Linked DNA regions of Homo sapiens: region 2 is linked to region 1. The links are chromatin loops, found by intact Hi-C in ENCODE. Cell type or tissue: GM12878. All regions are shown on one strand.

Region 1 (2,500 bases):
AAGAGACCGACTTGCCGATGGGAGAAAAGAGGAATGAGTTACGGTCTGAGCCCAGAAATTGGACAGTGTCAGCTTGTATAGTTTTTACTTAACCAATCTTCTCTGTCTGTATCTCCTTAAATTGTCTTACACAAATGAAGTAGCTACAGAATGTTTTGAATGGAAAAGCACTAAGGCGCTTTTCTTCCTGGAAGTCAGGCTACACACATCCCCCCGCTTGCCTGGGGTCAGGAAGTTATTGTACTGCACGGCTCTTTGGCCCTCTATTTTTAATGTGCTAGGGATCCTTTTGTACTCTAGAGCTAAATAAAATATCCATTATGCTTTGGTTATGTTGTTTATTCATAATTTATTACCACTGCCTGCTTCCAAAAAAGGAATCTGAAGTTATACGATAGATACAATCTTGCCTCATTGTTATTTGTAGTCATCTTTATACGAAATATGAAAAAATCTTTAACAATATTGTCTTTTTACCTACATAAGGGCAGTCAGAAATTGATAACCAGAGTTAGATAGAAGTTTAAAATGACTCAACTATGTAAGTATGTCATGATGTATAGTGAACTTCTGGAAAATGTCTAATAGCTATAAATAATGTAAAGTCATCAATGTAAGGGTATTGGTAAAGAGAGCCTAATTCTCCTGGATGGATGGAAAGGACACCTCTCCCCAGATACCAGTTAGTAGACAGCTTTAAAAGCCAGGGGTCTGAAGGCCATTCTCCCTCAGACCTACCCGGTGTGGTTTGGAGCTCAAAACAGTGAAACTCCTGGTGTGTGATGTGAGCAAATCATGTTGCCAGAGGGCACATTGCTATTGATTAAACTTGTACAGGGGCTTGTCAGCGTAGATGTACCAAGGCTTGTGAAGTGGGGGAGGGGACACTTGGCACTTTTGATAGTGTGAAAATGGGTTAATTATTCTCTAAAAGGGCTTCATTTAAAAGTAAAATTCTAACATTTTAATTTCCCCTCCTAATGAAGCACTACAAATTTGTTAATTAGAGCAATTGTTTGAGTGACAGGCATGTAACCAAGTTGTCATTTTCTCTTCACAGTTGACAGATCCTTTCAGACCTATGTTAAGGGTAAGAAAGCTTCTTATAGAACTGTTTTGCAACCTCTATTTGACTCCCTGTGGGTTAAAAATACAAGTCTATTACAAGGAAATAAGCCATAGAAATGTTGGAATAAGACATTGGAATGACGGTGATTGGGTTTTTCAGATAGTGTGATTGAAAATGGCCTAAACTGTTTTGCTTTGACCGTTGGAGGCCATTGGCTTTTTTTTTTTATCTCTACAACAGAGAAAAGTCAACGAGTCCGATCTCTTGTTAGCAGTTCTGGTAAAAGGTTTGACTAGTTGGAACTTAAGGGGAAAGACTGAAGCTATAGGCTGAAGTTAGTCTCTCTTGCACTTAGAAAATATGTAGCTGGGTCCATTTATTTTGGCTGGTGGCTCCCTCTTTCTGTAGTAAGTGACATTGACTTGCCATAGCCGTTTGACCTCCTTTTAAGGTGCAGGAAGGAGGTACTATAAGCATCTGGTTTGTTAACATCTTGCTTAAAGCAAATTGTTCTCGAGGTCTGGAGACTGGCCAGTGTGATGACCTCTAAATGAATCCTGGTGGTTGGGGGTAAGACAGACATGATGAATTGTTGGACAGAAGATGGATGGACAGCAGATTTCTTGCTATGCATAACTCATTTCTAGGGCACATAATCAGATAATTTGATTTCTCCAGGGGAAAAAGGAGAATTGTGTCATCACTTAGGTGAGGCAGTATATTATTTGTGATTTCAAACTACCCATAATTTCATTGCAAGAGAAGAGAACTGACCCAGACTTGCATTTAAGTATATATTTTCGGAACTAACTCCATACTGTAGAAACCAGAAGCTTCTGTTCTTCGCCGATGTAGAATGAGGCTGTGTTTTCTTCTCATCTGTCCAGTAGTCACTGAGCGCGCACGCCGAGCTTATGGGTAGATTACTTAGCAGAAATGAAGTGAAAAGGTGGTCCCTGCCCGCTGACTGGTAGAAGAGAATACACTCACAGCACTCCACTCCTTATAAAGCAAGACATGAAATAATTGGGGAGATGTGGATTCAAATTCAACCCCAGAGGGTGGAGGATGGACTTGAGATCTGCAGAGGCCTAGATAGAGAACAGGAAGGAAGGAATATTCTTCTCTTTGTTTCTTTCTTTAAACTTAGGAACAGCGCCCACCAACACGAATGGGTAGTTGACTCTTAGCATTTACGGTAACTGGGCTTCAATCAAAATGTGAATTTCTTTGTACCACTTTGGGGGTTAAAATAAAAACCACCACGGTCTTGGGGGAGGTTAGGACAGGTTCTGTACCCTCTCTTATTTTGATTTGACTCACAGACATTCACTAATGAGCTCTTCTGAACAGCTGATTTGCATTATAGCATGGCAACATTTGTTAAGTAGGGCTTCCCACTCTACCAGGTCTGCCAGCTGGCAGCAGAAA
Region 2 (2,500 bases), 59 kb before region 1:
TACCTTCCCAAGGTTTGAACCTTTCCTGTGGCACTTCCTGCATCCTGCCTGTCTTTTTTTCTTTTCTTTTCTTTTCTTTTCTTTTCTTTTCTTTTTTTTTAAGATGGTGTCTCACTCTGTCACCCAGCCTGTAGCAGTGGCATGATCTCAGCTCACTGCAACCTTCGCCTCCTGGACTCTAGTGATTCTCCTGCCTTGGCCTCCCAAGTAGCTGGGATTACAGGCGCATGCCACCACACCCAGCTAATTTTTGTATTTTTAGTAGAGATGAGGTTTCACCATGTTAGCCAGGCTGGTCTCCAACCCCTGACCTCAAGCCATCCACCTGCCCTGTCCTCCCAAAGTGCTGGGATTTACAGGCATGAGCCACCATGCCCACTGCCTGCCTGTCTTTTATTGAAGTTGTAGATGTCCTCTTCCCCTTTTCTCTGAATTCTACCCCTATCCTACCCATGGTGACCCACAGGGTGCTTTGAATTAAAATGAATTAAAATATAATATCCTAAAAGTGATTTCAAACTTTGGAATTTAGGTTATATCCTGAGAATCTTAAGTGACTTGATTCAAGAAAGTAGGCAAAAACCTGAATCGTGTTTGGTCTGATCAACCCATTTGGAATTAATCGAAAATCTGATGATCCCAACTGGGTACTTTTCAGGAAAGGAGTGGGAGGCTGCCCACGTATATTGAGTGCCTACAGTGTGCCAGGGCACCTGCTGATTTATTTGATTCATACAGTAGCCTAGCCAGGTCCGTCTATTACCTGTGAGAACACTGGTGACTGGTAAGTGACAGTGAGTTCTTGCCATCTCCTGTTCTTTGCCCTTTCTCTTATACCAGCCCAGCATAAAGAGGATCGGGGGCTTCAGTTTGGTGAATTTAAAAATGTCTCTTGTTAAAGGCCGGGCACAGTGGCTCATGCCTGTAATCCCAGCACTTTGGGAGGCTGAGGCGGGTGGATCACGAGGTCAGGAGATTGAGACCATCCTGGCTAACACAGTGAAACCCCATCTCTACTAAATATACAAAAAATTAGCCGGATGTGGTGGCAGGCGCCTGTAGTCCCAGCTACTCGGGAAGCTGAGGCAGGAGAATGGCGTGAACCCGGCCGGGAGGCAGAGCTTGCAGTGAGCCTAGATGGCGCCACTGCACTCCAACCTGGGTGACAGAGCGAGACTCCGTCTCAAAAAAAAAAAAAAAAAAAAAAAAAAAAAGGGAAGTCTCTTGTTCACAACACAGCTTCTCATCCAGCCTGACCTGTTTGAAGTATGTCTGGGGTGGAAGATCCTGGTGATGCAATTCCAGCCTGGGAAAACTTGAGGAGAGGTTCAGTATAGCACCATGGGCGGCAGGCTGTCAGTGTGTGTTAGATGTATTCGGTTACTTCGTTTTATGGGAGATTTCATGTGATACTAAGACGTAACCTCCCACAAAATGAGATTTATAGAATTGGGTATATGTCTAATCAATAAACATCAAACTGGAAAAACTGTAAAGGCATTTCAAGTGATAGTAGTTATGGCTGGAAATCTCAGTGGAGTTATTTTTTTTTTTTTTTTTTTTATTACTGTTTAAGCCTTGACACTTTTATTTATTTAGACACTGGGTCTCACTCTGTCACCCAGACTGTGGTGCAGTGGCACGGTCATAGCTTACTGCAGCCTTGAACTCCTGGGCTCAAGTGATCCTCCTGCCCCAGCCTTGCGAGTAGCTAAGACTATATAGGTGCATATATACGTGCGTGCCACCACACCTGGCTAATTTTTTAATTTTCTATGGAGACACCGTCTTGCTATGTTGCCCAGGCTAGTCTGGAACTCCTGGCCTCAAGTGATCCTCCTATCCCAGCCTCCGAAGTAGCTGGAACTACAGGCCTGTACCACCATACCCGGCTAACTTTTTAAATATTTTTGTAGAGATGGGGTCTTGCTGTGTTGCACAGGCTGGTCTGGAACTCCTGGCCTCAGGCGATTAATCCTCTCACCCCTGCCTCCCAAAGCATCGAGCTCCTGGTGCACTTTCTAACTCACCCTTCGAGGATGTGTGTATTTATATGTGTCAGGGAGAGGAAATTGATCTCCTGAGGGGTGGGTGGAAGAGCACTTGTCCCTAGTTAATCCTTTTTTGCCTGTTCTTTAAAAAGCGTGATAGATAGGCCAACCCACTATGAGTTTTCTGGTGGCAAAAGTACAAGAAATCCCTGCTATTTATCCACTATCTGTGTAGCTTCCTCTTTGAAGCACCTCAAGCCCTCGCCAGCCTCTTCTTGTCCGTTGCTGATCTTTGGCTCTGGGTGCCAGTCAGCCTCAGGGGCGGTGCTGCCTTTTTTGGCAGAGTATCACTGTTAAGCCACTTTTTCTCTTTAAAAAATGCTACACAGAGGTTTTTGAACCTGAAATGCAATTATTTTAAAGGCATCCTCACCACTCACTTCCCGAGTGCTCTGTTACACCCAGCGCCACCTGCCAACCACAGTGAACATCCAGCCATGTCATTTCTT

Evidence for each region. A loop is a pair of places that touch in the nucleus more often than their neighbours do. Peaks named below come from ENCODE experiments on the same cell type or tissue, not always from the same donor. Only the 100,000 strongest peaks of a DNase experiment are listed, where the experiment ranks them.
Region 2: a loop joins it to region 1, with 3 times the contacts of the local background. A loop is called at or near these places in 4 of 110 quality-filtered maps.

What each region holds. Positions count from the first base shown.
Region 1 is chr7:70,774,297-70,776,796 of GRCh38, forward strand. It overlaps AUTS2 (activator of transcription and developmental regulator AUTS2), which reads left to right. Exons shown (of 19, transcript NM_015570.4): 13 at 1,061-1,090. Among named protein-coding and RNA genes, the nearest start is that of GALNT17, 360 kb to the right of the region's middle. In GM12878, a CTCF peak has its summit at 1,478; a DNase peak (open chromatin) is centred at 1,463; H3K27ac peaks cover 1,391 bases.
Region 2 is chr7:70,715,452-70,717,951 of GRCh38, forward strand. The region is part of intron 6 of AUTS2 (activator of transcription and developmental regulator AUTS2); the gene reads left to right. Among named protein-coding and RNA genes, the nearest start is that of GALNT17, 420 kb to the right of the region's middle. RefSeq lists an enhancer at 940-1,099. In GM12878, a CTCF peak has its summit at 1,131; no DNase peak of the experiment used is centred here; H3K4me3 peaks cover 260 bases; H3K27ac peaks cover 625 bases.